3 separate regions of the Mus musculus genome follow, and regions 2 and 3 are each linked to region 1. Evidence: chromatin contacts called from ENCODE Hi-C data. All regions are on one chromosome and are shown on one strand. Each heading gives the region's core, a stretch centred on a gene start or an enhancer-like site at or near the end of the contact. The rest is flanking DNA. Distances are from core to core; before and after follow the strand shown. Region 1 holds the start of Cacna1d (calcium channel, voltage-dependent, L type, alpha 1D subunit). Region 2 has its middle 52 kb from the start of Cacna1d. Region 3 overlaps Cacna1d (calcium channel, voltage-dependent, L type, alpha 1D subunit).

Region 1 (2,681 bases), core at 103-2,602:
CTAGTTTTGCCAAGCGGTTCCTTTGAGAAGCGCTCACCGGAAAAGGCTTCAAGAAAACCAGGGCTGGGAAATGCTAACGACCTCCATGAAGGGAACCTGGCCAAAAGCACCCCAGCCTTCTTAGACCCGGCCCCCGCTGGTGTGGAAACTGCACGTGGTGAGTTGCAGAGCCCCACAGCGGCAGCAACTCTCTGGGCATTGCTAGGTTACCGACGTGTGCACAGGAGGCACAGGGAGCGGGAATACACGCTCCACCCGACCCTGTTCCCTCAGATCCCAAGACCCGGGGCTTCTCCCATGAGATGATGGGACCAAGCGACCCAAGGGGTAAACCTGGAACAGTCCTAGAATTTTCCTGATGCTACTAAGGACCTTCTTCTTAGTCAACCAGAGGCGCGGGAGATAGGGGGAGGCTGGAAAAAGGGTTCAGGCTGAAGACTAACACCTCCTCTTCCATCGCTCAGGGGCGATGAAAGAGGAAAGTTGAGCCCGAGCACACTGAACCCGGATCACCTCACTCTTGCCCCTTGGCTCCACAGTACTCCACACACACCCAAATGGCCGCCCCCACCCCAGCAAATGCAGAATTAACTGACATTCACGGCCTGAAGAGGAGAACGGAGTAGCTGCCGCGCATCACCCCTTTCTATGTAGATGACACCAAGCCAAAAGCATCATTTCCAACCCCCTCAACCCACCCAACGCATCGGAGATGGGGGGTTGGGGGTGGGAAGAGTAGGATCATGATAGGATGAGGTTTGGCAGCGGGTACCCAAGCTCAGGCTGCTCACCGTTCGCATGGTCCTCTTGGTGCTGCCGTTGATGTTGCATTTTTTTCATCATCATCATCATCATCATCCACGAACATTTATTGAGCGCCTACTGTGTGCAGGGCACTATGCTCAGGGTTAGGGAGGGGGAGGAACGGATATGGGAGGTTACGGATAGGTAGGAGCCGCGGTCCCTGCCCTTATTTTCGCTTCAGCAGGGGGTGGGGAAGGACAGAGACAAATAACCAAAAATAAAGATAATTTATAAAAACCGCCTGCCACCCACGCTCCTTCTTTTTTTTTTGAAAAATGGAGCAAAATAAACTTTTTGTAAAAAATAAAATCAGATGTATATATTATCTTAGTAATATATACATGTAATTTTTTATTTTTTTTATTTTTTTTTACTGCAAAGGAGAATTGGCTTGGTCCCCTCCTCTAGCGGAGGGACACCGTGGTGGTGCCCGCCCGGCCTGCCGGGCCGCTCGGCGCGCCCCCCATGCCGCCCGTCCGCCCGCCCGCCGCGGTGCCCGGTGCCCCGCCGCCGCCGCCGCCGCCCGCGCCGCCGCTGGCTCGGGACCGCGGGCAGCCGGAGCTCACATCCGGGGACGGAGGCGCTCGCCCGCCCGCCCGCCCGCCCGCTCCGCGCCCGCCGCGCCGCGCTGCACGCCGGCTTCGCCCTGGCGACGCTGCGCGCCCGCCGCCGCCGTCCCCCGCCCTCCCCCGCGCGCCCGGGCCTCCCACCGGCCGCGCCGCGCCCCAGCTGCCCGCCTGCGGCCCACGCGCCCCCCGGACTCCACGGCGCGCGACTCGGACGCCGCCACCCCCAGGCTGGCGCGGCTGACCGAGGGTTAAGTGCGCTGCGGCCGCCGACAGCCCGGTTAACCCCCTCGGCGCCGCCGCGCGGGCGCCCCTTCCCCGAGCCAGGCCCGTGGGGCCCCGTGCCTGCTGCTAGGGGCGCCGATGCGCCGCTCCTCTACACGGCGTCCCCAAGCGGAGGCTGCTGGGGTCCCCTGGGGTCCGCTGGGCTGGCTCTGGTGGCCTTCGCACTCTCACACCTGGGGGAGGCCCCGCCCCCCTCCCCCCAGGAACCCAGGTGCCCGCAGGCGATCGCTGCTGCTGCAGCATCAAAGCTCAGGGTTCGAGGGCTCTGCTTGGACTGGACAGGCGTCCCCCAGCTCTTACACCGTTTCTTCCAGTTTAGAGGTGCAAAGAGATGGGGGGCTTGTTCTTTGGGGAGCACTGACTGTCCTCAGAGATCTGCCCTCAGCCCTGAATCCCGTCCTCCCTCCCTTATGCATACGTGGCGGTGGGCTCCCTCCCTCTCGCCATCACCTCCACGTGTATTTGGAGACAGGTACAGAGAAGTAACAGCCAAGGTCTTTCAAACTGCTAGTGTGGAGAGGTAGACTGTGCAGCTCAAATTGATGACTCGTTTAGGAATTAATACTTTTTTTTGTACCTTCTCGGCCTCCTGTTTGTAGTGGGGGAGGTCTACAGGCCCCAGCTCCGTCTGGAGGGGGAAATACTGTATCTAGTGGATGACTGATATTTTTCATTTAGCTTTGTGCTGGCTGTTGGGAAAAGGCGTCTGCTTTGTTACTTTGCAGGATTCGATTTATTTGCCTTTGTTCGGATCTGCTTGTTCCTACGGAGTTTTAGAACGTTTGAGAACAGTGTCTTTAAAGCAAAAGGCTCAGCGTGAATTAAGAAAATAAATGTTTCTGGGAAGGTGCTCCTTGCTCAAAGAGGACACACCGAGCATCTCTGATTGTTGCAGGGGGGATCCACCTGGGAAGAATGACTCTCCAGGGGTCTTCCTGAGAGAGGGGTGTCTAGTTAGGATAGAGGAAAACAACCATGCTTGCCTGCTTTTTCACTTGGCTCTTTGGAGAGTGGCAGGATTGGGAA
Region 2 (2,681 bases), core at 55-2,554, 52 kb after region 1:
AGGTTGTCTTTTTTAGAAGGACATACAAAGATTATTTTGGAAAGCTTGGAAAAAAAAGAAGGCTTGCAGCTTTACCAGACAGTCAGGAAGGGTAATTGGTTTCTCTGAAAAGCAGTGACTGCTCAAGTTCTACCCATAGAAGTAGGTACCTAGGGGAGAGACAGATCATTTATAAACCACAAAACAGTACTTTCTGATAGATATAGCACTTCACTTGAAGTGGACTTTAAGAATTGTTTCAAATGGCTTAAGTTAATCCCTAACATAGCTGAGCTTTTAGAAGGCTTCCTTATGATAAAACCACGTGTTCATGTTTTTTTTTTATCAATGCATTGTAAACATTTTATTGTCGTTAAACACTCCTAGATCATGGTCACACAATCTGTTGAAATGTTTCCAACCATTGAAACTTGTTTCACACACTTCATTCTCTTGTATTTCTCCAAATAAGTACATGATATCAAACGAATATTTTTTTTAAAAACTATTTAAATACTGCTTGTGAAGAAAAAGACCTTTCTCATGAATAATTTTTTAGTCAGATATACTTTACCTCACTAAATGGATACAGTTGATGGGAACAAGAGTCCATACTCTGGCTTAAAGCTTGGATTTGCTAGTCTAAAACTGGTTTAGAAACTTCAACTGTCCATACGCAGAGTGAGGTTATCATTACATTTCTCAGAGGTAATTTTGTAGGTGGGCTTATCTCCATAGCAAAGCTATAGTGGCTAAAGTTTTGTCTTTCACATAAGTCCTATATTTAATAATAATATTTTGTTGTTATCTAAGTTTGTTTTCATTTTGGACAATAAAGTATATGTTCATATTGATATTTTTTATTAAAATTAAATTTATTATTTGGGAAAAGCACTGTCTTGTCTTTCACTTTTCAAAAGTATCTCCAAAATAGATTTTAATATCTGCATGATATTCTAATAGATGCAGATTTTCTTTTGATAAGATTTCTTTATGTTATTTTAAATTTTTAACTTTTACTTTTATTTGTACAAGTCTGTGCATGAGCACAAATATATATGCATGTAACAGTGCCAGAGAAAGCCAAAAGGGTTCATCAAATCCTCTGGAACTGGTTGTGACCCTCCCAAGATGGGAGCTGGGAATCGAATTCACACACTCTGAAAGACCAGCAAGCGTGCTAATCACTAAGCCATCTACCTCTCCACTCCTGGTTTCTCTCATTTTAACAATGATTGCATCTTTATTTTTGCCAAGTTTTTGGTTAGCCTTTAAAGACAAAGTCATAAATGGCAACTACAGAGCCAAAAAAGGTCTGAGTGCAGTGAAGCATTGGCCTCAGGGGGCCCTTCTCAGCTCCTCCTCTGGTTCTGTTAACACTCAGTGCTCTGGGATCCTTTTCCTAAGGCCCACTTCCTCTGATAAGGTTTTCCATTTGGTCACCAATGGTTTTAGATCAGCTGCTAAGGGAGATGTGAAACATCTGGGTGAAAATGGCTTTTGAGGGAAATTTTCAATATCCAGATGGTTCTTTCCCTCTCAAAAGTTCCTCCAAAACAAGGAAGAGAAGAAACAGAAACTTCACATAAAGTCAGTAAGTAGACGGAGAAAAGATAAATGACTTATCAGAAGAGTGAAAGGTCAAACCTAAGACACACAAGGGAAGACGCCTGTGGAATGAAAGCGAAACTGTCCCCAAGAACGCCAGAAGAATCAGGAAATGTAAGTATGAGAGAGAAGAGAGGAATAGACCAGCGACAGCAGCTGAACCCCGAGATGCTTGCCAGATCAAACTGGTTCCCCTTCCCAGCAGAACAGATGGACCATTTCTGCTGAAACAGAACCAGAATTGTTCGAATCTAGATGAGAGTGGCTTAAGGCATAGAGAATAGTGTAAAAAGCAGAGCTAAGCGGAGATAAATGAAAATCTGCACATTGACTAAAATAACCTTAGCCCCTTCCACCACAGTGTGATGGGAGCCAGGCTCCTGAAACATTGGGCAGAGACTAGATAAGTCCTTCCTGAAGACGGTGAATGGTAGATGAGCAATACCCACAGATGCCAACACACGGGGATTGCTGACAGCAAACAAGTCTTGCAAACATACACACATGCACACACACACACACACACACACACACACACACACACACGTACGTGCGTGCTAATTCATTCAATTCATACTTTTGGAAGGATGCTGTTCTGGGTACATGGGACTGAAAAACAACCAAAACAGAAATCTCTCTCTTCACAGAGCTTCCATCCTAGTGAAAGAAAACAAACAATAAATACAACAAACAATAAATTATATAGTTTAGGGAGAAAGTAAAGCCAGAAAGTAGGGGAGGAGATGCCAGAAAGTGTTCACATATACATGTATGTATAAAACCATATGTGACATAAAAGTAGAAAGGCAAGTATTTGGGGGACCAGTGAGAGCAGGGAGAGGGCAAAGGAAGGTCATGAAGGTGACTAAGCAAAGTACAGTGGAGGCAGGCACATGTCGGTGGATGAACACGTCATAGGGAGACTCATTATTTGGTATGCATACCAAAAAATAGTCTTAACAGGCAGTGGTGGTGCACACCTTTAAACCCAGCACTTGGGAGGCAGAGGCAGGCAGATTTCTGAGTTCGAGGCCAGCCTGGTCTACAGAGTGAGTTCCAGGATAGCCAGGGCTACACAGAGAAACCTGTCTCAA
Region 3 (2,681 bases), core at 63-2,562, 35 kb before region 1:
GTGTATTTTTAAAACTTTTTTTTTTGCTATAATTAACGCATCCCTGAGAATGTCAAGGTTCTCTTAGGCATCAACTGACGTCACTTTTTAAAAGTCAGATCTTGACTGTCTCTGTGATCTCAGCCTTATCCTCGCAGCCACACCCACCCAGAACATACCCAGTACTCTTTGGGTTATATCTGTTAAACACATGGTCACATGTGGATCCTAAAGGAGAAAAGATATGTAAACAAAGACTCTGACCATGCAGTGTGGTTACTGCGCACTGGAAGTATCTCCCTGCATTTACTGTCCCCCACCCAAGTAGCCTCAAGAGCACAGTGACGCCCGTGCACCACAGTGACGCCCGTGCACCACAGCTCAAGCACACCACACGTGAAGCCACAGCTCACGGCCACAGCTTGGCACTGGCAGAGGACAGCCAAGTTGTCACACTGAAGAATGACTTCTAACGAATGCATTTTCACTACCATTCCACCATAAAGCCAAAAGAAAACATAACTCAGACCACCATGAGTCAGGGATCACCTGTGGGAAGCCAGGGACTGTGTGGGCTACGTCAGAGACTCTAAGTCAGAGAAGGCTTTGGGGGGCTGGACTTAAAGTGGAAATCTTCAAGAATGGGAGGACAGGATTGGCAAAGAGTAACACAGGAGGTGCTCTTCATGCTGAGGGAATAGTTTCTATTAATGGTCCCGGTCCAAAGACCCTGTTAATGTAATGTCCGCCAGAAAAACAGAGGCAGCACTAAGGTGTGAGAATCTGAGAATCGCTCACCAACCCACAGCACCGTCTCTACCTACCATCCCCAGACAGCAGGAGAGAGGCACAGCCTGCCAATCACGGACCTCCAGATGCTCCGCACAGTGTGGCAGGCAGGTCCTCGCTTACAGGTGCCAGGCTTCGCCCACGATGCAGCCAACCTTCTTGGATTCTTGGAAGGAAAATTAGGGAAGCGATCCTTCTGACTCACACGGTGCCCACCCTCAGGATACAGCGTGCAATCAGCACTGGGGGCAGGGGTAGGATGTGCATCCAAATGTGTCATTCTGAAGATGGGCACCGAAGTCACACATGCCCCAAACCCTCCTGCAGGCATCCTGTGGTCCCGGAAGGTTTCTGGAGCAGCACTGCAGGCACTAGCCTGCTGCTCTTGACTCTTACACCCCCCATTATCAAAGCACAGCCACTACTATCTCAACCAAACTGACCGGCTCCGTTCTCCTACCTCCAGTCTATATGCAACCTCTCCTGATTTCAACTGAATTTACAATCTGTATTTCAACCAGAAATCACAGTCACAGTGGCAACCTACTTACTATGCCTCCAACATAAATAAAAAGTATTTTATTTCTCGGGAGCAACTGCCAGCTTGATGCAAAATAATTCTAGCTAGCTTATGACTAAGCTTTTATTCAAGAGAAATACCGAAACCAAAAAGGGATATAGAGGGAATGGGTGAGAACCGAATACTTGTGTGTAACAAAGGCATGTAAGTGAATAGGCCATAAATTACAAATGGGTGACAACGGAAGAATTCATTGTCAGTGTTACAAGCAACTGTAAAAAATACATAAACATAATTTTAACGTAAGTGATGGTATGAGTTGCTCAACCCACTGAGGATATTTTTCAGCATAGTTGGTGTATTATTCATACACAATAAATATGCTGTTTTGTAGATGTTGCACAAGTCGATAAGCAGAGACTCTTATGTAACCAGTAGAATAGTCCTACTTCTTTCACAGTAGCTATGCTCAAATATAAGAAAATTTGGGTTCTACGGCTGGCCATAAGTAGAATCTGACTACTCATCACTTTGATTCAAATCCTGATGCTAAAATCAAAGACTTAATAAGATTTGGTAGGAACATGCATACCAAAACCCATAATAAATTAGTTTTAAAAAAACCAAACTGATCAACATGTAGAAAGGGTATTAAGAACAAGTGTTTATCCAGGGAACACAAAATTGGCTTAACATCTAAAATTCAATGGATCCAAAGAAAAAACTTTATAATTATCTCAATATATGCATAAAGGTATCGAATAAAATTCAACATCCTTTCATAACAAAACTTTCATCAAAGTAAAACAGAACACTTTCCCAACCAGACCTAGACACCTATACACAATCCACCACTCACTGTGCTCCGTGAGCAGGGAACACTTCCCCTCTCTGCTCAGGAAGGCAAGAGAGCCACACTCCTGTCATTCCATCTCAACACTATGGTGGAGGGTCTGGCCAATGCTGTGAAGCAAGAAAATACACACACACATGTGCATGCACATATACACATGTACATATACATATACACACATGCACACACAAGCACACATACTGCATAAACACATAAACATACACATATACACATATGCACATACATATACCCATACACAGACATATACATACACACACACACACACACACACACATATATATATATATATATATATATATATATATATACACAAGTACACATGCAAGCAAGTGTACACACAGACATGAAAAAAGGATGTAAAACTGTTTTATTATTCACACCATGATGGTGTTTAAAGAAAATCTTTTTAAAATCTTCAAATAAATACTGGAAATAATTAGTCATTTTGACAAGATTGATGGATATAGATATCTTTAAAAATATATCATGTTTCTATAGAGTAACAACAAGCAAGAAAAT

Evidence for each region. A loop is a pair of places that touch in the nucleus more often than their neighbours do.
Region 2: a loop to region 1 is called in a map of heart, with 2.1 times the contacts of the local background. The contact joins the enhancer-like site here to the promoter of Cacna1d in region 1. A Hi-C loop is called at or near these places in 1 of 37 maps with a recorded cell type or tissue (heart).
Region 3: a loop to region 1 is called in a map of left cerebral cortex, with 2.6 times the contacts of the local background. The contact joins the enhancer-like site here to the promoter of Cacna1d in region 1. A Hi-C loop is called at or near these places in 1 of 37 maps with a recorded cell type or tissue (left cerebral cortex).

What each region holds. Positions count from the first base shown.
Region 1 is chr14:30,352,134-30,354,814 of GRCm38, forward strand. Cacna1d (calcium channel, voltage-dependent, L type, alpha 1D subunit) reads right to left here and starts at 1,353. Exons shown (of 47, transcript NM_001083616.2): 1 at 792-1,353. The coding sequence starts at 858.
Region 2 is chr14:30,404,292-30,406,972 of GRCm38, forward strand. It overlaps a transcript of Cacna1d not described here. Among named protein-coding and RNA genes, the nearest start is that of Cacna1d, 52 kb to the left of the region's middle. Within about 2 kb of position 1,305, at least 1 of the 3 ENCODE cell types and tissues checked has a DNase peak (open chromatin) inside an H3K27ac peak, as active enhancers do; it is heart, where a contact is called at or near this core.
Region 3 is chr14:30,317,560-30,320,240 of GRCm38, forward strand. The region is part of intron 3 of Cacna1d (calcium channel, voltage-dependent, L type, alpha 1D subunit); the gene reads right to left. Among named protein-coding and RNA genes, the nearest start is that of Cacna1d, 35 kb to the right of the region's middle. Within about 2 kb of position 1,313, at least 1 of the 3 ENCODE cell types and tissues checked has a DNase peak (open chromatin) inside an H3K27ac peak, as active enhancers do; it is left cerebral cortex, where a contact is called at or near this core.